Linked DNA regions of Mus musculus: all the other regions are linked to region 3. A link is a loop called in an ENCODE intact Hi-C map of the cell type or tissue named here. Cell type or tissue: left cerebral cortex. All regions are shown on one strand.

Region 1 (8,000 bases), 150 kb after region 3:
TTTTATTATTTTAAATTATATGTCTGTGATTGGGTATGTCCATGAGAGTCCAAGTGCCCAAGGAGGCCAGAGCATTGGATGTCCTAGAACTGAAGTTGCAGGAGGTTGCCAGCCTTCACATGGATGCTGGAAACTGAACCCTGGTCCTCTGAAAGAGCAACAAGTGTTCTTAACTACTGAGCCATCTCTCCAGCACCAGAAGAAAGTTTAAAATTTAGAAAGTAATTTAATTTTCCTCAAACTAAAAACTAACACTCAGCCAACACTAACTGTATCATCTACTCCTTATAAACATTAAGGGAAATTAAATTTGCAGCCATTTAAAAAATGTCCACGGCCAAATGATTTTAGAAGAGAATTCTACCAAAATGTAAAGAATTAACAATATGTTTACATAATGTGCTCCATAAAACATAAAAGAACAGAATACTTCCCAATTAACTTCATGAGGCGCTAATCATAAAACTAGACTGTAAACAAAGAAAAAAGTAGTAACGTTCCTGTCAGCATCTTTCATGAACTTTGATGTGAAAATCCACAATTTAATCTAAATATGTGTAAATTATCATTAATCTATGTTTGCCCATTGGGATATATACACAGGTGAATTACTTTGATTCTATATCTGAGAACCAATAGATAATAACAATGTGCCTTATGGTAAAATAGAAAAGGTCAAAAACATCTATAAGCCCTGTATCTAGAATTCTTCATGGTGAATGATTTTTTCCCCAGAAGATCGGGAATGAGGTAGGTTGTTTATGTCAGCATTGTTGCCCAACAAAGAGCTTGCAGCCACTGAAATAAGAGAAGTTGGGAAAACATGGAGATATAAAGGAAGAAATCTAATGTGCCTTGTTCTCAGAGACATCATGATTGCCTCTGTAGGAGAATCCTACATGTGATAAGTAAGGTCTGAATGGTCACAATGATCAAGCTCTATTTGTAAGTTTTTTAAGATATATATTTTATAAGTGTGTATCTGTGTGAGGATCTATGCACCTGTTTACAGTACCAACAAGGTCAGAGGAGCGTGTGAGATCCCCTGAAGCTGGGGTCACAGGTACTTCTGGGCTGCTGGTCGTGGGTGCTATACTGAACTCCAGTCCTCTGGATGAGGAAGAGTGCTTTTAACAGCTGAGCCCTTTCTTCAGCCCAAACATGGAAATTTTAATTGTGTCTCTATACATCTAACAGCGATCATATGGAAACCAAAATTTTAAATGAGATAACATTTACAGACACCTCCATAAAGAAAAGAGAAGAAAAGAAAAGGTAGAAAAAGAAAAAAAGAAAAATCCTTAGGTATAAATCTAAGCCAATCCTAAAATGAAAATTAAAAATAAATGGAGGCATATGTAATAAGAGATACACTATACTCAAAAAGAAGCAATGTTAAAAGAGAAAAAAAATCTTTCTCCCAAATCAATCTATAGTTGATGCAATTTCTAACAAAATTCTAGTGTGTGTGTATGTGTGTGTGTGTGTGTGTGTGTGTGAGAAAGCTTTCTCTGTAGTGTATGTGGAATGGCTAGAGCAATCCTTAAGAAAAGAAGAATTAAGTGAGAAGAACACTTAACCTAGTACAAAGGCTGACAACTCAGCTGTGAGACAGCACAGCACTGGTGAAGGTTAGGTAGGCACACAGGCTGATGGAGCAGGATGCAGACCACGAAGCAGAGCCACATAAATCGACCACCTGGGTTTCATTGTTACTGTAACAACCACACACACACACACACACACACACACACACACACACGTAAATAAATAAACAAATATACTCTTAAAACTGGGGGTAATTGTCAACACTTAGGGTTAGACGAGTTCTCTGGCTTAATACCAAAATGAAAGATTGGTAAACTGCATCTGTCTCATCTAGTCTGGAAATTTCTGTTCTGCAAATTCCTGAAAAGAGGCTCCACAGACAAGCCTGGGACTCAGGCAAAACATGTGCGAACTTCTTACAGAGGACCTATTCTAGACTCTTCTTCATGCACAAAGAACTCTTCTTGCATGGCATGACCGAGGCACTGGGTTCAGGCCTAAGTGCTGAAACCAAACAAATGAACAGACAAACCAGACACTCTAAATGGGATGTGGGCAAAAGATGTGAACAGATATTTTATTTTTTAAAAAGTGTACAGCAAAACTAAATCGTTGTTTAAAAAAGCATGTTCACTGTCATTAGCACTCAGGGAAATGTGCGTTTTCTTGAGCGATTACTACATCTGTCAGAACAGCTAAAGCACCAAATACTGACCATACTACGTGCTGATAAGTGGGACCACAAACTACCACTGTGCATGTCGAGCAGTGCGGGTGTTCAACAAGACATCCACAGTGTCTTATATGAATACACAGCCCTGCAATTACTTTCCTGGGTGTCTATTCCCAAGAAATGCTATGTTCCCACATAAACCTGCAGAGCAGTGTTTATAAAATCATTATCCATAAACAAAATAGAGAAACAGCCCTTGAAGGGTGTGCTTCCCCGTGTCACAGTTAAACACTGACCCCTGGATGACCCTGAATGACCCAGGAGACCCTCAGGCCATAAAAGCAATCCATTGACCAACTATTAACCGTGGTAAGTAGGATGGAATTCCAGGAAATAACATTGGGTTGTTTTTCTTTTCTTTTCTCCAATGAAAGGACAAAGAAAAAGACTACATGACTATGTAATTCCATTTATTCAACAATCTTAAAATGACAAAACTTGGAGTGAGGAGTGTTCTCTGGGGTTGCTTGTCAGAGAGAAAGAGAGACTTTGCTGTGTCAGCAGTGGTGTTATCTACCCAAAATTGCATGTGTGAATAAAAGAAGTACAGGTGTAATTACAGGTGGGGGGCGGGGTGCATCAGTGCTCAACTGATATCCAGTGATAGGGTATTGTTTGTACTTTCAACAATTGTTAGTTAGGGGCTTAGGGGCTGTAACTCAGTTAATAGAGTTCTTACTAACCACCAAGAAGCCCTGGGCTCAATCCTCAACACCATGCACACAGGCCTGGTAGTGCAAGCCTGTAATCCCAGCTCTCAGGTGCAGGTGCGGGGGCGGGGGGGGGGGCGGTGCGGGGAGGGGCAGAAGTTCAAGGACATCCTAGACTACCTGTTAAATTCGAGGTCAACCTGGGCAATGAGACCCTGTTTCGGAAAGAAAACAGCATTAAAAAAAAAAAGCGCGTGGGGTGAGTTATTTCTTAGAACTGCATGTGAATCTACGATTCTCTCAAAATCCTCTGGTCTGATTTCCTAACGGTATGAATGCTACTGGACTGTATGTAGTCTTACATGCCTTGAAACATACAAAGACAAGGGACAGGTGATTGTTTCTTAAATTTGGGGACACTACCTCTCTTAAGTGCCATTCCCTCACGTTGCTGTCAGGGACTGCGGGAGTGTTGGATTTGGGAGTGGGCGAGGAGAATTCAGGGCCTGGCCTCGCTGCGATCAGGTGTGTGTAGAGGTGGGCGTTGATGTGAGCGAGAGGCAAAGCCCAGAAAGAATGCGACAAGGCAAAGCATGCCGTCCTGTCAAAGAAGGAACCATGCAGAATGCCAGTTGGAGAAGGATTTAGAGGAGGGTGCTGGAGCCTCGGGGACGCCCTCCCGTGCACCTTTCAGGAGGTGATGGGCGGCGAACGAACCTCCCCGGAGCAGTAACCGAACCCCGCCACGCACGGAACCAGGTGAGTGCTGGACCCAGAGCGGAGGTGAGGCCTCCCGGCGACCGCCGCAAGCGTGCTGGGCAGCGTGGTTCGCAGAGGCGGCGCCGGGTCTCGGAAGCTGCGGCGGAGACGCCAAGGAGGCTGAGAGTGCGGAGAGGGTGGGGCGTTGCGGAGATCCCGCCGGCGCCAGCCGAGGAGCAGCGGCTGGCTGAGGGCGCGCTCACCCAGGCACGTGGGTGTGGAGCCACCGGCGCCGCCCGGCCTGCGCTCTGCAGCACCGCAGCGCGGGTGCAGGCGCGGGAGCAACCGCGCTGGGGAGGGCTGGGACGCGCCACATCCTGGCCCGACGCCTGGAGGCGCTCTCCACGCGCGTCCTTTCCCCGCTGCCCGGGCCTCCTTGAATCTCCCGAGTGGGAAACCGGAAAGCTGGAGGCTTTGTCCAAGGGTGGTTGGGGACACTGGAGCTTCCAAACCTTTCGCCCACACCCCTGACTAGGGATGACGGGGCAGAGACATATGGACATTGACCTGCCTACGGAGCACATTAGGGGTTTGCGGGGACTCTACCCACAACTGAGCCCGGGACCTTGGAGGAGTAGTCAGGTTCCACGTTGGTGGACCCCGAGCCGGGGCAGCAGCGGATCGCCGTCGTGGGTTCCCCGCAACGGCTGCGCCCAGCCCTGGGCAGCCACGCGCGCCTAGTGGGGGTGCAGCAGAGTGCGCTGGGGACGAAGATGGTGGGCGGGCGTGAGGTGAACAGCCAACAGGGGTGGGGGTGGGGTGGAACGGCAGAAAGCATGAGAAGGTAGCGGTCCCACTGTTGCAGCAACCCTGCGGTAGGCGGGAACGAGACGACAGGATCAATGTGGTGCCTGCCAGGCGCACAGCGGACCGGACAGGCAGGCCTTGGTCCGCTCTAGTAATGAGCAGAGGGGAGACTGCCGACTCAGAATCTTACTGGTGCTGGCCAGTGTGCAGGGATTTAGCCACAGGAACTTGGAGGAAGGAAAGAGAGGGGGACCGTGCCTGGCCTATAGAAGGGGATGATGACGCTTAGCGCAGCTCTTGAGGACATGCCTGCAGACAGGGAGCCTCCGAAATCCTTTTCACCCTGGGACCCCAAACCTGCCATTTGTCCCATTCCACCACGCCCTCTTCGTAGCTTCCCAAGATTGACCCGTCGATACTTCCAGATCCCTTTTAGATTGAAAATCAGGTCAGATTCTGCACTTTATCAACATGCCCCACCCCTGTCGCCATTAAGCAGCTTCTCACAACCCTGAGGTGTGGTCACTCCGAAGGCACAGTTCCACAGACCTCTGACCGCGCCGCAGGAGGACGCTGAAAGCAAATGCTCTGCAGCGACTTGTCCTGTTCAATATCATCCCCATTCATCCCGGCTGTTGTGTGTTTTCTCAACAGGGCGTGACCCTGTAGACAAGCAGGGCTCGAAGTCAGGGACCTACCCCAATTCAGACACTGTCGCGAACACTCCCTACACTACAAGGCGTGTCAGTCTCTGCATCAGCCACTCTGGGCTGCCTCTCTCAATGGTACTCAAGGGTCGGACACGTGAAAGTCCAGGATCTGATACCACACATCTCCAGCTGTGCCGGACCCAACGTGTGTGTGTGTGTGTGTGTGTGTGTGTGTGTGTGTGTGTGTTGCATTTAACTCCACCATCATTCCCAGATATGCAACATAAAGCATTGAAGGGAGAGGGAGGCAAAAACAAAAAAATTAGGATCTACAGTTTCAAGTTCAAAATCACAACCTTGAGACTCTGAAGGAGTATTCACCTCCTTCCTGTCTAGGCTACCGGATATCATATCTTTGAATACACGCCAGACCCTCAGGAATTATCTCTTCGGGCGATGCCACAAGTGAGCAGTATTCTCTCAACTTCCCAGATCCTTGCTAAAAAGGTGTGTGTGTGTGTGTGTGTGTGTGTGTGTGTGTGTGTGTGTGTGTGTAGTGGATTATTTTCCCCCTTTTATATATAGTGTAGTTTTGAGAAGGGCAGCGAGGCATCTGCTTGGAAAATAATATACTTCTTAATTTGACAGGCCCCTCTCTCCCATGGTAGCTTTTCGGAGTCCTCCAAAGTTCTGTCTAGCGTTGGTGCCCGAAGCTTTGCATGCAGTTAAGCTTCCTACTAAGCAAACCTGCTGGACATTTGTCCTGTGCCCAGGGAAGCACACAAGTGTCATGAAGGGGTTGGGGAAAGACCCTCTGGGTTAAGGGAGGCGTTGCTTCGCGGGTAGAGGTTGAGAGGGAAGTTGGAGTGCAATGGGACCATTAAGTCCCACCTTCTTCCCCCATCTGTGCTTTGGACTATGCGGTTTCTGCCTTGGCCAAAAACCGCATCCACGTCCAAATACAGTACAAAACTCTCTTGGACAGAAGTTAGAAAGAAGCCAGTGTAGAGAGAGACAGTTTGCTTCTAATAATCTCATAAGAATGCCCACAGTATGGCCCAAGTGGCGAGCAGATTCACGGTCCCCATGTGCTGCTGGGGTTGTCGCAGACGCGTCCACGGGCGTCGCAGCGGACGTGACACCGCATTTTCTCTGAATTCCTGCCATCTAGGATGGTGCAACCAAGGGAGGGGGTCATGGGGAAGCAGAGTGCAAGGCTGCAGAATCCGTTCTCTGCAGAGAACTGGAGCGAGCATGGAACAGCGCAACTCCGAGGGCGTTCACATTCGAGAGAAAAGCAACGCCCGGTCGTGGGTGGTTAATTGCCGGCTTCCCACAACCATGAGGCACGTCCCTGGCGGCGTCACTACCTTATGTTTTAATTTGACCTTTATTGGATCTTTGCTCCCCTGGGCTGAGGACTGGACTTGCACTCAGAAGACCACTGCCCTCTCTGGGGAGGGTGGGCCTTCTACTGCGGTTCCCTTCTCCTGAGGGAGCCTGTTCGAGTTCAGAACCTTGTAGACCTTGGAGTTATCAGGCATTCCCGGGCGTGGTCTAGTCGTGGGTTGCGGGGTTTTCTAGCCTTGGAACTGGGCGGTGTCTGCAATGCATCGCATCGCCTTAAGCTGTTCTCGGGTACTCACTCTCGCCGGTGCGCAGAAAGAGACAGAGAGGGGAGGGGTCACGCTTGACTATGAAGTGCCGGTGGGGTCTATTCAGAGTGTCAGTGTGTGTGTGTGGGGGGGGGGGGGGCTGCAGCAGAGGAGGGAGGGTTCTACTGCCAAGGGCAGGGCGGAGGACTGTGAAGGCCGGTTGGTAGTGTGAATGCCTTCCCAGGTTCAGCTGCGGTGATCACCCGGCACTGCAGCTAAAGGAGCTGGTTGCACCTTGCGTGCTCCCCCGCCTTCCCTGTGTTCCCCGGCTTTTCCGGGAGGAAAGATGGGGTGCCCATAGCGGGTGGGGCGCGCCGGCTGCCCAGTCGGGCGGTCACGTGTCCCCCTCCCCCTCCTACTGCAGCGGGAGTTCCAATCAGAGCGCGCCAGGGGGCTCCTCCCGGGCAGGAACCACCGGGCTCCGCGGCGCGGGGTGGGCCGCCATCACCTGACCGCCCGCCCCCGCCCCCCGCGAGTAAGGGGCGGTGGTAGCGTCTGCTCGGTTACAAATGGCCCCTCCCGCCCCGCTCGCCCGCTCGCTCGAGCTCGGCGCGGACCCGCCCGGGAGCGCTCCTCGCAGCAGCTGCCCGGGTTCCCACCGCCCTACCGGGCGCGAGCGATCAGACTACCTCGGAGGGCGCGCTCAGACACCCAGATGTCCGGCCACCTCAGTGGGTACCCTCGGCACCCTGTGATCCGACCACCCGCGGAGGCGCGCTAGCCCTCTGGGTGGGCGTGCTGGGCTTCTCTGCGGCGGAAGTCTGGACCACAGATTGTGACTTCTTTTCTAGCAGTAGGTGAGTGCCCAGCGGGAGCGCAGGCATGGGATGCCCTCCTACTGTGTGGGAACCCCGGGATCCTCTAGGGCACAGGAGGTTTGGTGTAATGACTAAGTCAAGCTTGCAGAACAAGTCCGAAGTCACTCGCCTTCTGGGCCTCTTTTTCGAGTTTCCCCAGTCCCTGGTTTGGGAAAGCGCTTTGATTTGAGGAATTCTTGTCTTGAGATACTTGACAAAGGTTGAAAAGACACTCAGATAGGAGCCGGGAGCTCTAGCTAGCTGGCGCAGGCTGGGTACACCCGGCGTGTTTGAATGTGGGGGGCGGGGGCCCTTTTGAGAATCAGCCCTGGGTAGGGCTAGGGCGAAGCCTCTGCGTTGGTCCCGTCACTCTGTCCCCAAAAGCCACTTGAAATGCCAAGGAGAGAAGAAACAGTGGCTGTAGATGTTGCTAACCAGCTAACCCCCTCCGTTTCTGATCT
Region 2 (8,000 bases), 310 kb after region 3:
GCAGCCAGATAGTGAACTCAGGCTTGCAAGGAAGAATGGGGGGAAAAAAATCTGTGGGGTCCGCTCTGGAGAAATTCCTATAGCTTTTCTTCCGGGACATAAGTCTCTCCTCACACTATCGTCGGTCAAAGGAGGCATCTTGTAAGTGACTATTTTCTCATGACTTCGCACATGAGAAGTTACCATTTCAATGGTAATCTAAAGCTGTTCTTTGAATGATTAGCCTTTAACAGTAGGCAGACCTATACAAAGTTATTTCCAAATAGATCTAAGTCCATTTCCCACCTTCCCCTGGCAATGTCCTTAGCACCTGCCAGCAGGCAAAGCAGCAATGAGCAAGGGGAGGGGAGATCTCCATTCATGTTTCTGCCACAGCATCCTTCACTGACCAGGTGCCAGGATGAATAATGAATGGAGGAAAGAGTTCAAAGTTCAGTCAGGTTTTTCTCATCAATTCAAGCTTCTTTTCTCTAAGATTTGCCTAATCGTATCTTTAATTTTTTTTTGTATGCGTGTGTGCACGAATGAGTATGGATATGTGCACATGAGTGTAAATACCTGGGAAGGCCTCAAAAGGGCATTGGGGCCACTGGAACTGGAGTTACAGGCAGTTGTGAGCCCATTCAACATGGGCGCTGGGAATGGCTCTCGACTTGTTTTTATTAACGTCTACTCTGATACACTGGTTCTGAGGCACCAGGGGCTGAACCTCAAGCCTCTCTTATGTAGGGAACTACTCTACCCTGGCCCTGATGACGCCAACAGTTTGAAGAGGCAGAAGCGGGGAGGGTGGTGACCTTAAATCAATTATCTGAGGTTTTGTTTATAAGCTAGAAACAAAACAAAGTAAACCCAAAGAGAGTAAGTTAATGAAATAGAATAAATTAATAGATGGTTTGAAAATAGAGAAAATGGGGCAGGAGGGGCAGTTGGAGAGGTGGCTCAGTGGTGAAGAACACTTACTATTCTTACAGAAGACCAGGGTTCAATTCCCAGCACCTACACAGCAGCTCACAATAATCTATAAATCCAGTTCCTGGGATCCAATGCCTTCCTTCTTCTGGTCTCTGTAGACACCAGGAACATACAGGGTCTATTACATACATGCAGACAAAACATTCATACAAATAATAAAAAAAAAACTCTTTAAAAAATAGAGAAAATACAAAAAGAAAAAATTAAGGTCTAAAGAAAGTCAAATTCCTTCTTAATTCTAGCAGCAGACCAACAAAAATAATTTTTTAAAAAAACTAGTTATGCTAATAAAAGGTAATGCAAATGACCAATACTAGGAACGGAGGGCTGTGAAGTGATAAAAGAAGATTAGAAGGACTTTATTCATGGCACTAAATCATTCATTACAGCTTATTAGCACTTATGCAAGAGAATGTAATTCCGGAACTAGAATAGCTAAACCTTAAAGAGACTTTCCAAGGTGCTCCTTCCAAGTAAATTCAAGTCCCAGATAGCTTTGTTAATGTGTTTTATTAAACTTTTAACAACAAGAAAAAACATACATTAGCTTTACATAAACTCTTCCAGAAAGTAAATGATTTATTAACGTTTCATGAAGCCAACTTGTTTATGAGGCCAGCATGTCCCTAATGCCAGCCCTAGAGAGAAACAATTGTGTTATTCTTAACAGTGTGCCCTTCAGAAGGAAGTGCCAGGAACAGCTGTGCCCACAGTTATAGGTGACTTTTTAAGAAGCTCTGAATGGAGGGGAAAGAATGAAGTTACAGTGGAGGAGCCATCCATTAAAAGGGAGCCCAACCGAAGGCCCAATGAAGAACTCACACCTAAGGCCATAGCAAATGCTGTAAAACAGCTGGAGTGGACAAGGACTGGGTCTTAAGGATGGGGGTTGGAGAGGCAGAGTGAGGCGTGGCTCAGAGCCTATAAGGAGACTCTGGGCTGACTGCTGGGAGAGGACAGTGTTGAGGTGCAGGCAGACACAGGCGCAGTGTCAAAGGCTAGACCTTGCTTAGTGGAAGGCCCAGTGGTGGAGCTTGCTTCACCGAAATCCCAAATAAACATGTGTACAAGTAGATGCCGAGGATGAAACTCGGTGCTTGCCTAGCGTGTGTGAAGAAGTCCTGGTTGCATCCTGAGCACCACATACACCTGGAGTGGTGATACACACCTGCAACCCCAGCACTTGGGAGTGGAGCAGGAGCGTCAGGAGGTCAGGGTCATCCTGGGCTACATAGTGAGTGAAAGTCCATCCTGGGCTACATGAGACCCTTCTTAAAAAAAAAAAAAGTGTAGCTGGGCAAGGATGGCACACCTGCTTGCACTCAGGAGGCAGAGGCAGGCAGATCTCTGGGTTCAAGGCCAGCCTGGTCTACAGAGTTAGTAGTCCCAGGACAGCCAGGGATATACAGAGAAACTCTGTCTCGGAGAACTAAAAATAGTAATTAATTAAATAAAAAAATGTTTTAAAATGACAAGTCTGTATTGTCAAGAGGGGTTGAGGCAGAGCTCAATAGTACCAGGCCTGGCACGTATGAAGCCCTGCATTCGGTCAGCTGTGGAAGGAGAGAGAGGAAGGAGGAAACTCAGAGGAGAGACAGAAAGAAGAGAAGGAGGACAGACTGCATACAGTTCTGGAAAGCTCTTTGACATTTATGCCCTTTCCAGACAGGATGGCATATTCTGGTAGGTGCAGAACATAAGTTGTAATGATGCCTGTTGGTGTGTTTCAAAGAAAAGTTCATTGCAAACAGGAATCTGATTATTTGAGTTCAATCTATTGGGCACCTTAAAATCAGAATTTGACATATTAGTTAGAATTGAGATAGTTCCCACTCAAAAGCTCTTTGCCACTGGTCTGAAAGTGAGTCTTTGAGTCTTGAACAAAGATTTAGTGGAATGGTTCACACTTACCGGAATTCTGTCAAGCACATTCCAGAAGGAAGAGGGCCCAAGCACTAAATGATCCTTTTATGTTTTAAATTCCAGCCAGGAAGACAAGAGGCAGAGTTCCAGATCCACCATTTAGTGTGTGAATTATGTATGACTTTATATGAGGCTTTCTGAGAGCTTCAAGTTGGTGTCTAACCACTAGAAAGGATGTCACAAAACAAATCTACATCCGTGCTGATAATGGTGACAGCCATCAGCGCTGTGCCACTGATTAAAGAGAAACTTATGAAATTGCTTCTGGTCTCATCGTAGAACAACAGCCAGCATTATTAATGTGTGTGTGTGTGGGGGGGGGGTCTTCCAATATGCCTGGCAGATATCTGAAAGCCTCAATAGTACCATATCCTGAATACTCTGGGTTTCCCCCACACCTACACACCTATGATACAGCTTAATTTCCAAATTAGTCATGGTAAGAGATTAACCATAACTATTAGTTATAAAACACGATAATTACCACAGTCTGCAATCAGAGTTATTTAAAATTTGTGAATTGTTCATTTCTAGAGTTTCCTACTTGAGGGTTTGCCATGGTAACAGAAACAGGAAGGTAACTGTAGCTAAGCATGGGCTCTGTTCATATAGGGCATCAAACAGGCCAGCTCCTGGTGAAGCAAACTGTGTTTTTATCGTTTAGCTACATCTTAGGAGGTGTCTGAACACCACTCCTGACAGTGAGGAGTACCCAAGCAGGATCTCTGTAAGACAACAGAGAGATGGCCCTGATGTGAAGGGGCCTAAATTCTTAGCCCCTCAACACACTCGGCACACACTTGTGAACTTCACAGCAGAGTTCCTCATGATTTAGATGCTGGGGGATCTGTGGGCATTGGGAACTTTAGTATGAAACTCTTGACCATGGCTATAAAGCAAGCCAAGGACACAGTCACCCTGCTGCCTGATGCTCTACAATTGTAAAATGGCCGAAGGGAGCAAAGCCAAGTAGGACAAGAAGTGCCATTTAACCAGATCTAGGCGCATTCGGCTTCTGGTTGTGCTGTGGCAACGCGTGTGCATGTTGAGAGCGTATGGGGCAGGTTCCCAGCTCATACATAGAAATCCTGGGCATAATTTTACGTCTTAGAACAAGGTAAAATTTAGGAGCAGTCCATGACTGTTAACAGCCTTTGGCATAAGGAATAGCCTTTGGCACACTGCCATCTAGTGGCTACAAAGGAAAACTCACAACACAGAAGGAAGGCTTGAGGATTCTGGGTCCTCTCGTTAACTCATTCAGGGGACTTGTGCTGTCTCATTTCGGGTCTCATGAAAAGGCACTCTCCACGTCTAGATGTTGGGCCTGAGGAGAGTGAGCAGCAGGTATCTCATCTCCATCCTGGTGAATCACAGCCTCCACCATAACTGCCGTCTATGTCTCCACTGCAGCCTCCACCATAACTGCCTTCTATGTCTCCACTGCAGCCTCCACCATAACTGCCTTCTATGTCTCCACTGCAGCCTCCACCATAACTGCCTTCTGTCTCCACCACAGGACCCTCCTTACATTCCTGGTCACAACCTGGAGAAGTGTATACTGTTCCTACTCCTTGTACAGAGCAGGAGGGGCAAAATGCCTGTCTTTCTTCAACACCTAATGCCAGCAGGGTTCCTTTGGTCTGTCTGTCTGTATCCCTGAGTTACCTGGGCTTCTAAAGAGCATGAATGTTCTTCATGCCACCAGGGAACAGCAGTCTTTCCCAAGGCAATGCTGGGAAGAGAATGAAGCCAAACCCTCAAGCTTCCCCCTCGCATCCTCCCAGCTACCCCACACTCAGATGGCCTACGTGTCCACAGAGTCTCTTCCCTGTGACAGTGCCGAGCTCCTATAGACTGCTGCAGACAGAGCCTCCCCACTGTGTTTTGTGGGTCCCATAGGCTCATATGTTTGAATGCTTGGTCCCCAGTTGGTGGATCAACATAACAAGAGCCAACGATTGTGTGTAGATGCACATATGTGCGCGCATTGAAGTATGCTTTGCTGAGTTTTCATTTCCAGTATTTCTGAGTTTTCACTCCTAGTCTCGATTACTCTGCTGAATTTCTTAGCCACATTGCTGGCTTTCTTATTCAGGTTTCATGTCGACTTCTCGCCTGCTTATTTATTTGAATAAAGTAACACTTTTTTGGGATTTCGGCATCTCACTGAGAAGCCATGTGCTTTGGATGAGTCGCACTGCCTGCATTTTCATATTTCTTGTGTTTGTGTATTGCAGTTATGCATTGTTTGGAGATGGATCTGTGTTTCAGGGGTCTCCTCACTCTCTTCCCTGCTGTTTACTTTATGAGGTCCTTTGGGAGGCTTCCCTTGGGTTTATGATCCTTACTACCACTTAGAAGGGAGGAAATGGCTGCAGTATTAAAAACTACAATTTGGGAACAATCAAGGTATTAAAGTGTAATAAGCAGGCAGCCAACAGCATTAACTACAACCTCAATAAGGTCAGAAAGAAAGAGCCAAGATACTAAACAGGATAGGCTATGACTCTAAAAGTTAATAAAGGTTGTAATTATTAAGCTGTAAAATAAGAAGTCAAGTGTGGCCATTCATGCTTCTCATCACAGCACTTGAGAGGTTGATCAGGGGTTATAAAGCAAGGTATGCCATTCACACCTATGATCCCAACACTTGGGAGGGTGAAGACGGCCAGCTTGGGTGATATAGCAAAATGCAGCAGCCAGCTGAGCTACACACATAGGGACACTCTCAAACCAAACAAAAGAGAAATGAGCAAGATAACAAATAACTAAAGATTTTAAGCCCACTCCTTGGTAGACAAATCTCTAGGAATCTTGACTTTAGTATTCCTATGGGGTAAAGAAGTCAGAAATAAATATAAGTCTTTGGAGAAGGCTCGGTGAGTAAAAGTACTTGCTGTGCAAGCATGAGGACCTAAGTTCAAGTCCCAGGCCCACACAAAAGCTTGATACATACAGTACTTATCATCTCAGTGTGCTCCTAGTGTGAGAGACAATTCCCAGAAGCTCATAGGCCAGCTAGCCTGACCTATATAGAACAACAAAAGAGAATCTGTCTCAAGCAAAAAATGAAGACTCACACCCAAGACCGTCCTCAGCCCATAATCAAGCAGTGGGTACCTGCATGTTCACATGTGGATATATACATACGTGTGTGTGTGTGTGTGTGTGTGTGTGTATTATGTATGTAGATGTATACATACACACACACATTTAAAGAAAGAAAAAATTGTTTAAAGCAATGGATGAAAAATTGGTTTCTCTTGTATGTGTGACAATGGTCCACTAACATCTCATTTTGAGAACTGCAGTAAACTATTCATTTGCAAATGTATGTATGTTGATGACATTGTTTCAGAAAAACACTATTTTCAGAAGGATGCAAGAAGGGGAAAAGAGAGATTCTGGATGGTTCCAACCTGTGTGAGTATTAACTGAGAAGATATTTCAGCCAAACGTGCAAATATTAAAGAAAACATGTCCATCAGATTCCTAGAAGAAAGAAGACGCTAAGCTCTGGGATCCGTCTCGTTCCAGCTGTTATGACTAGCCTCAGAAAAAGTGTGTAATTAACCCACTGTAAAGGAGAAGATGGGAAGGCTGGCAGCAGTACTTCCACATTACAGAAAGCCAGGTGCAGTTAGAAACCATACTTCTCGGCCACAGAGACCTGACGTCTCTGCGTTTGCAGAAGGCAATGGAGACAAGGTTGCTGCAGCCCACAGAGATGACATTTGTGCCAGCTGGCTCAAGAGGTCTGGCTGAACACTCCAAGCAAATTCTCCATGCAGAAATTTGCACTGGTTTCATAATGGTTAGGTAGGTATCTTGGTTAGTTTTTTTTTTTTTTTTTTTTTTTGTCAACTTGACACCAGCTAGAGTCCCCAAAATGCAAATTTGTAGGACATTTTCTTAATTAAAGATTGATGTGGGAGAGCCCAGCCCACGGGGAACAGAGCTACCCCTGGGCAGATGGTACCTGGTGACAGCCATAAGAAGCAAGCTAGTCTTCCTCCGTGGTTTCTGCTCAATTCCTGCCTTTGGCTTCCTGCCCTGACTTCACCTCATGATGAACTGGAAGCTGGAAGCCAAATAAACTCGGCCCCCGCCACCACCACCCCAAGTTGCTTTTCCGTCCCTTATCAAAGCAAGATAAAGCAAACTAAGGCAGTAGGTGACTCCAGCTCAATAAAGACCTAGTTCTCTGAAGCAAAGGGCTGTGCTGTCACCTCCTCATGACCCATCAGCTCAAACTTCAGCGGGTTACTAACCTGCACGTGGAGCTGCTAGGATTTTAAATCAACGGTTGTTTGGGAAGGTCAAAGCAGAACCAGAGTCAGCAGTCAATGTTTAAACGCAAAATGCTGCTGTTTGCTTCGTCTAGTTGGTGCGTTAACGATGAAAATACTCCGTCAGCACCAGGTAGATTCACCGAAAATCAATTTTGCAAACCTTCTTTACCTCACTGCCATAACTTCTTGCCTGTGTTCTGCCTCTTACTCCGGTCAAGCCCATTGTGGTAAGAAATTGCTGCTTTGCTTGTCAAGAGGTCGTGCTTGCAACGATATTCCAACAGCTTCAATTTACGGAAGGTTTCTGTATTTTTCAAAACATCTAAGTCTCATTTTTATGGCTGTGAGGGTAACTTATTCGCATCAACCCATCGTGCAAAGCGACTTGGTGAATTTTGAAAGTCTTGAGTTTGAGTAACAGGTAAGAGGCGGGCAGTTCACCTGGTCACATGACCTATATGCTCGCCTGGTCACATGACCACTGTGCTCGCCCACTGGACTCAGGTTACTTTTAAGTTTTAAAGGAAAAGGTAACATGGAAATTATGCATTAACGCACACAGCACTGAGTGTCACCAGCCACTAAGTCACAGGAGAACCACAGCCATGGTTCTTCCCTCTACCCTCCGAGAGGCTCCCCCACACCCCGCCCCACCCCCTCTTAGCTCCGCCCCTTTTCCCTGTCCAATCGCAGACCTTCTCTACGCTAATGTAGTTGAGCAGGGAAAATTCTGCAACAAACTACTATAGCGATGGCCTTCCCCTTTCAGGGACCCTTGGGGCGTCTACAACAACCCCTAGAGCGATA
Region 3 (8,000 bases):
GAAAGCTGAAGGTGTGAGGCATTTTATACAGTTACCCAGCTGCCCTGATTAAAACCTGGAAATCATGGACAAATGGTTTTTATCACCTTGAGGTTGGATCTGAGCCATTAGCAGCACCCACAAATGGACCTGGCCATCCAGCAGCAGGCAGAGCATGGGCTGATGCACAACAAACCTTCAGATCCGATTCTGTGTTGTCAGAGAGGGGAGGAGCACCCCTGCCTGCAGGAAGCAAGAGTGCTGCCTTGGCCTAACTGCTCTGCTGACACCAAATATGATTATCTTGTTCACACCAAGAGAGGCTCTCTGCCCAAGACCCCTGCAGGGAACTCTTGCAGAATTCAAGCCCTTTGTCTTTTATTGAAAGCCAGGGACGGGCTGTGGTAGCTGATGAACTGTTAATTGCTAAACACTGTAATTAAGTGGGGGAGGCCTCCCTTTAAAGCACCAGGATTGTGGAAGTGTGAAAAGGACCATGATTAATGAACTTGTTAACAGTCTGTCCTGTTAATGGCATTCTTTTATGTCTTGGGTGGGAGCTTGTGCAGTGGCGGCAAGCTAGTGGGATGGGGCTATGGGACCTTTCCTTTCTGCACCTAGTTTCTGTCCTGGAGTCCCACTCTGCTGGATGGTGGAAAGCTCAATTCCAGTTAGCTCTAGGTTTTATTCTTTCCCCATGTCTGTGGGGAAGAGCATGTTCAGGGTCCAGGTCTCAGTGGTGCTTAGTAGGGCATCTGGTTCCTATTGTCTCTCTCCATACTAGCCTTCTGATGGGTTTGCTGGCATCCTGCCAGTTGCCTTAGTAGAGGGGGCAAAGGGCACAGGATACATTGCCCCCCCCCGCCCCCTGCCCCATGCCCTTTCTCTGGGCCTCTATATGTATCTTGCCCTGCCAACAACTGTTCTGGTCAATGGGAGATGCCAACTTTCCGGGGGATTTGAAAAAAAGCAAGTCAGTCTTGTTCCCTAGGGTTGCCCATGGCCAACGGCTGGTTTGGGTGGTATATAAAGACCATTCTCCTGCTTTACAGGGAGCAACTGTGTGGCCCCTCCCTACAGCAGCAGCTTTGAAAGGCCTGGATGCTCCAGTGGGGACCACACTGTCCCTTGACTCTTCTTTCTCGCTGCCTTCAGGGTTCATCTTTTCAGACTTTCTTACCCTTATATTTTTATAGGTGGTAGGGAGGTGCTTACAGAGTACACACACGGAAACATTCCTCCATAGGAATGTTTCCACCTCAGCTCCAGCTTCTAGGGACCTGCTTCAAGCCAGAGCTCTATCCCATGAGGCAGAGCATGCTGGGATGTCTCTGAGTCCTCACTGCAGGGGTTTGCATAAACCTCTGCTGCTTCCTTCCCACCTCTTTCCTCCCCAGGCTAGCAGGTGTACGTGTGAGTATGCATGTGTCTGGGATAGGAGGGTAAAGCTCTTCTCCTACGTGCTTGTCACCCTCCGCCTTTCATCCGGGTGCAGATGCCTTCATCCCTTGCTGTGGTTTGAGTGTGGAACGCTCCTCACAGGCTCGCCTGTTTGGACATTTAATCACCAACTGATGGTATCTTGGAAGGCTGTGGAACAGGCTAAGGATCTAGTGGGTGGAGAATGGGGGAGTGGATCTCTGCAGAGGCGCCACAATGAGGTTTATAACCTGTTTCATTTCCACCTGTGTTTTCTTGTCCACTGAGAAATGGACAAGAGGCTACTCTGTCCTTTCCTCTTACACCACCTCTGCCCCAAAGCTGCTTGTTTGCCCCCATGCCTTCCCACTGCCTCGACTTATCCACAAAAAAATAAGCTGCCTCAAATGAGTCAATTGGGAGCCCAAAGGTTGGGTGGCTTTGGGACCAAGTTAGATGACAGCCATGTTCTGTCTCCCCTCTCCACTCTACGATTTCCCAGGCATTAGCACCATCTTCTTTCAAAACAGACAAGGCTTAGGTGTTGTCCCATTCCCCAGCTGCAGTGCTGGCTCAAGGGAAGGAAGACGGAACGAGTATGTATGAGCTTCTAATCTTCAGGCAGAGTGGAGCAAGTTCGAAAGCCTGCTGGGTCTGACTTCACTGACCAGTTGCCTGGGGTGAGGAGCACACAGCCAACTTCTGGGGGACTTGAGTTCATTGTCAGCAACGTCAAGTTGCCCTTGTCCCACACTGCTAGGATATAGCTGGCAATCAAAATTTGTTTTACATATATTTATTTTATGTGTCTGAGTGTTTTGCTTATGTATATGCACATGCTCCATATGCATGCCTGGTACTCACAGGGGCCAGCAGAGGGCGTCAGATCACCTGAAACTGGAGTTAGAGATGGTTGTGAGCTACTGTGTGGGTGCTGGGAACTGAATTCTGGTCCTTTAGAAGAGTAACAAGTGCTCTTAACAACTGAGCCATCTCCTCAGCTCCTTACTGACGATTTTTATGGAGTATCACCTACTCATTACTCTCTAGTATCTATTTGGAGGAATGATACAATGTTTTTTTCCCCCATAAAAGGCTACATAGTAAATATTGTAGGCTTTGTGGTTCTTTATTACAGCCCTGTAGCTTTGCAGAGGTAACACAGACATGAATTAATGCAATTGTGAGCCAATACAATTTTATTTATAAAGACAAACAACCAGCTGGATTTGTCCTGGTTCCTGCCATCTGCCTTTATTCTACACCGTAATCTCTTGCTTGACACAATGTAAAGTAGTCTCTCTGAGCTCACACAACACACAAAATGGCTCTATTTCTCAACAGCCTTATTTTGGCCAAAATCCCTCATTTCAATGTAGGACAATCTATGCGACTTTTATCTGAGATTGTGATTCGTGGCGTTCAGATTATGTGATGATCCTCTTAGGGTCCCCCCTCTTTTTTTCTGATTAGCTCCTGATTTCTGTTGCCCTTCATGCTGTGAGGTCTTGGATCTTTCCACTTATCTGTGATGTGAGGTGCAGCTTGCTTTTTTTTTTCCCCTGTAGTGAGCTATTTTTCTCACCCCAGCAACCAACCAAACCTTCCCTCCCAGGCCTGTAACTAATGGAACCTTTCATTATAGAAATATAATCTGTTGGAAAGTTCCCTTCAGCAACACATGCTGCTGGAGGCTTCCTGCCCACCTGTCTGGGCAGTCCCTCTCACCTCACTTCCTGTCCACCTGTCTGGGCGTGCCCAGGCCCTCTCACCTCTGTTGCCTCAAGCTTCAATTCTTACCTCAACAGTCACTCCTCACAAACGACTTCCCGAACCTTCTTCCCTATCACTTCACACAACTGGAATTTTGTTACTTAGTTTCCCTGTTTTTTTCTTTGCCTACTCCCTCTCCCCCTACAGAATGTGAGTTCCACAGTAAACTGGGAAATTCTCATGCAAACTCCATTACTAGACAGTGGTCACTTCCCTGGTGCCTAGCACACATTTCCAGGAAGGCTGGGATGTAGTTCAGTTGCTAGAGTTCACGAAGCCCTAGGTTCCACCTGCAGCGCTGCAGAAACCTGGGTGTTGTGGCGAACACCTGAAATCCCAGTGTCCGGGACAGAGGTGGATGCAGAATTGGAAATGCGAGGTCATCCTTGACTTCATGAGTTCAAGACCAGCTTGGCATGGGCGAGACATATCTTTTTTTAAAAATCCTAGAAAAATAGATCCAGGTGAGTTTGTTGCACCTGTGTTTGTTAGTAGCTCAATCTGAGAGTCCTCGTTAGCTCCCTTAAAATATCTGATTGACTTTCATGTGAAAGCAAGTGCCACAGATTAAATATATGTTGTGCTAAGAAGTTTCCCGATTTACCACAGCCTGTGCACTGCCAGAAAAGCATTCTGCATGTTAATTACGATGGCTGGGGGGTTTCTTAAGTCTTCTTGTTCTCCTGTTAACTTTCTAATGCATGCAGGGAAGGGAACAAGGGAGCATGCAGAAAAGCTGTGAAGATCAGTGTCACTTTGGGTGGCTTGTGGAGTCCCAGTGAGCTCTGCTGACAGGCCAGGGTGGTGTTGGCAGCAAGCTGTCTGTGAAGGCTGTGAAGGAACTCACTGAGGCTGCAAGGGAGGAGGCTCTGACTTCTGGCTTCACTAGGAGCTGTGCCCTTTTGGCTAAGACTAAAATTTCATCTAGGGAACAGTTAAGCAAGAGGCAGGGGTGAGGAGAGATCAAATCCCAGAATACAAATGCACAAGATGAGCCGGAATACTGAGAATGTGGAAAAATCTGACCTTGCTCCCCATTTGAACGTCAGAGGAGCCAAGGCAGTGTAGCAAGACTGTGGGGGCATCACGAAAGCCTACTTTGGCTTCAAGTGAGCCACCAGGACCCCCACCCCTCACATACAATGGGCGCAGACTCAGAGATAGCTAGGTGATGTGAATAAAGCATAGTGCTTAGACTATGGTTAAAATCCTGACTCAGAACCTGCTTTGACAGATCACTCCCTGAGACTCTATTTCCTCGTCTGTCAAATGAGATTAAGGTCCTTGCTTGGTGTAGAGGCTATGGGTCCCACCCACATAGGGCCACTCTGTTGGGAGTGTCACTTGCTGCTATAACGTAAGAGTCTGCCCCTCACCTCCCCCTCTCCACTCCCTGCTCTCGTCTTGGCTCACAGCTGGTGCCTTGGAGGCAGGGAAGATATTGGTGACACTACTTCTGAACATTTGCACAATTTGTAAACTTTGCTTAGGAAATCCTTCCCTTCCTCCTCCCCTCCCCACCCCCAGTTCCAGAATAACACTGCTGTTTGTCTGAAACTTCCTGACCCGTAGCTTAAGAATTACGCAGGATCACACAGACTCAGCCGGGTGACTCTCAAAGCAGCAAGCAGATGCCTGCCCTGCCCAATAACCACTGCAATCCCTCTCCCTCCCTGCCGGGAATAGGATTATTGATATGCCTTTCCCAGCTGTGACCAGCAGGGGGCGACCTCTTCTTGCGTCCATTTCCTTAATGCTGACAAGGCTCCCTGGCTCCCCACCCTGTCAGAGCTTCCAAACATTGAGCTAAGGTCCATGTTTCTTTCTCCTTCCATTGGTCAAGGTTTTAGATACATGCACGAAGCCATCAATGCCAAGATCAGGGCAAGGTCTCCTTCTAGCCTGGGGAACAAGGGTCCTAGTGTCCTTGGCTGTGTGATGGCTAATGTCACAGCTACATAGATGTGGCTCAGTGGTAGGTAATGTGTTCCACAGAGGTGACCTGGCTCACCAAGGCAACACACTCCACAGCTATGTGTTGCTGCCTATAACCACGGCAACTACTAACCTGTAGCTACAAGCTACAGAGATAACATGCACCGTCGTGCTTCACAGAGGTGGCATCTGAATGCAGGTTCTACTCAGCCTTCAGGTGTCAGGCATGTTTTGCAGCACCCACCTTCAAGCCACTGAATTAGTTCCAAGACCTTGCTGAAAGCAGCCTAGCTCCTGTGCCCTGGCTTCCCTGGGGTTCTCAGAAAAGGGCCTCTTAAACCCCTGTACTTCTGCCATGGTAGTCTATTGCTTTTTCAAGTTCAGTAGGTAAAGATACGATTTAGTGAGAGAGGAGAGAGAGAGAGAGAGAGCATCGTTTATAATTTATCCTGGGTTTCTTTTGTGTCTCCCATTTAGTAATTTGTTCCATTCCTTAATGGCTCAAGTTGTTCATCAGACTGCAACAGAGAGGTGGAGTGAGTCACCAGGGAATGGGGTGGGGGTGTGGGGTGGCCTATATATCAGGACCGGGAAAACTGTGAGCTCTATCTCCCACGCCTTCCCACCCGGACGTCACGTCACCAGGTTGGTGCAGCTCCTGTTTCTGAATCCAGGTAGAGGAAAAGGAGCTGGCTGGGGTGGCCATTCAGGGAAGCATGATGCATTCTCTGAGGCTGTGTGAAGCACTCTGCTGTTACCTGGACTGGGTGGTGGGAGAGGAAAAGCGATTGAGCCTGGTTTCCTCACACGGCCTCTCTTCACTCACACTGAGAAAGACAAATCCTGGACACTGAGCTCTGTCTCTGTGACTCTGGCAGTATCACGACATCCCCACCCCACCCAGAGCTGGAAAAGATGCTCCCAGCATGGACCAGCCTCTTGCCTCTGTCCTCACTCTAGCACCTGCTCTCTTGAACCTGTTGCTTTTGATTTCACATTGGGGGTTTTGGGAAGAAAAGCACCTTAATGAAGAAAGAGGGGGGTCTGTGACTCTAGACAAGGAGAGACTGGAGCCCCAGAAGGACCCTCACTTGCTGCTTTCCCCCACTTCTTGCTCAGCTTCAGGACACAATCGCCAGTGTGGGCAAGCAGACTCCAGCCCAGCCCCTCGGAGCACAGGCCTTGGGATCGGCTAGATGCAGGGCTGGGGGCGGTATTCACAGATCTGGCGTTTATGACAGAAGGCTCAGTTAGCATCTTGTGGGCATTTACCAGGTGGAGTGAAGGTCATTGTGCCTACCTTGTAAGTAGATAGACTTGGGACGAGGATAATCGTCTCAGTGGCCCAGCTGGTGTGGAGTGGAAACACCTTCTTCCAGAATCTTCTCGGGATGTTGTCACACTGCCTTTGCCAGCCCCAGTTCGGATGGTGTGGGTGGGTGGATGCGGCTGACGGTTCCATGGTGATGGCTGTCCTCTCCTGACTCTCGGCGGCGGTGGCTTAGAGATTGTTCTCAAGGCAATCGGCCCATTTGACTCTTGCAGCACACTGAGGCACGGGCAGATCTGAAGGAGGGTTAACTGTGTGGATGGCAGGTGAAAGGAAAACAGACTTAGTATCTTAATTTTTCATTTCTAGAGAAATGACACTCGGGCTCTGTATATGCCAGGCAAGTAGGCGAGTCACACCCCAGTCTCAAGAATGAGCTTGCTAAAGCTTAATATCAGAGCCGGGGAGTTGACTCCTGCAGAGGACCCAAGTGGGGTTCCAGTGCCCAAGATGAGCAGTCTACACCTGCCTGCAACTCCAGCTCTCCGGAATCCAACGCCCTCTTCTGGCCTCCTCAGGCACTGCATCCTTGTGTACCTGTTCATACATATACATGTAATGAAAACTAAAAATGAAACATTTAAATAAAGTGTAATATACAAGCAGAAAAGTGTTCCCATCGTAGGTACACAGCTCTCTGACTTTTCTTAAGGTCTGTTGTCTGAAGGCCATTGACTAAAAGAAAACTGGGATTTAGGTAATATGACCTGCTGGGTCTGCTCATGTGTTAAGCAGTAAGGACAAGATTCCAGTAGCGCCTTTTAATGTCCACACTTTGAGAGGAACCCTCCTTTTTGTGTGTGTGATGTGTATGTATATGCCTTTCCACCTGTGCACATGTATCTGCACACATGTGCATGTATGTGTACGCATGTGCATGTGGGATCCCGGGCTGATGTCAGGAATCGTCAATACATGTCTCCCTTCTGATTCTTTGAGGCGGGGTCTCTCAGTCAAACCCAGGGCTTTGTTGACATAGCTGGTCTGCATAGACAGCTTGCTCTGGGGGAATCCCCTGCCTCCACCTTCAGAGGCTGGAATTACAGATGGGCTACCACATCCAGCCAGCATGTACATGGGCTCTGGGGATGCAGATTCTAGGTCTGACAGTTGTGCAAGCACATGGGTTTTCATACTTAGGGTTTCGACTTTTGAGAACAATTGGCTTCATCGAGGGCAGCAGCACTTTTATCTGATGAGCTTCATTACCACAAAGGGCTGCAGGAGAGGGAAGCTGGGTGGTTTAAGTCACTCTTCTGTATTGAAGCTCTTTATTTGGGGGATGAGTTTCTTCTGTGGAGTATTTGTTAAAGCCTCATAAGGTAGGCTAGGGGATGTGGCTTAGTTGGGAGAGTTGTGTGTGTGAGCCCTGGGTTCCACCCCTTGTGCAACATAAGCTGGCTGTAGGGGCATGCACTGTACCTGTAATCCCAGCTCTTGGGGGACAGACGCAGGAGGAATAGGAGTTCAAGGCCATCCTGGGCTACATAGCAAGTTAGAGACCACCCTGGTCTACATGAGACCTTATCCCAAAATATAATAACAAAACAAAAATGGTGACAGG

The links. Hi-C counts contacts between places; a loop is a spot of excess contacts. Peaks named below come from ENCODE experiments on the same cell type or tissue, not always from the same donor. Only the 100,000 strongest peaks of a DNase experiment are listed, where the experiment ranks them.
Region 1: it touches region 3 in a loop (6-fold over the local background); 7 of 42 quality-filtered maps call a loop at or near these places.
Region 2: it touches region 3 in a loop (8-fold over the local background); 11 of 42 quality-filtered maps call a loop at or near these places.

Annotation. Positions count from the first base shown.
Region 1 is chr9:122,565,226-122,573,225 of GRCm38, forward strand. 9530059O14Rik (RIKEN cDNA 9530059O14 gene) reads left to right here and starts at 7,276. Exons shown (of 2, transcript NR_015610.2): 1 at 7,276-7,539. In left cerebral cortex, CTCF peaks have their summits at 4,024 and 7,136; DNase peaks (open chromatin) are centred at 3,540, 3,947, 6,411, 6,598 and 2 more places; H3K4me3 peaks cover 3,314 bases; H3K27ac peaks cover 2,913 bases.
Region 2 is chr9:122,725,664-122,733,663 of GRCm38, forward strand. No RefSeq gene overlaps it. Among named protein-coding and RNA genes, the nearest start is that of Gm51699, 9.4 kb to the right of the region's middle. In left cerebral cortex, a CTCF peak has its summit at 4,087 (motif pointing left); a DNase peak (open chromatin) is centred at 4,071.
Region 3 is chr9:122,416,411-122,424,410 of GRCm38, forward strand. No RefSeq gene overlaps it. Among named protein-coding and RNA genes, the nearest start is that of Gm35454, 18 kb to the right of the region's middle. In left cerebral cortex, CTCF peaks have their summits at 2,259 (motif pointing right), 4,881 (motif pointing right) and 6,944 (motif pointing left); DNase peaks (open chromatin) are centred at 3,839, 3,898, 4,574, 4,899 and 3 more places; H3K27ac peaks cover 664 bases.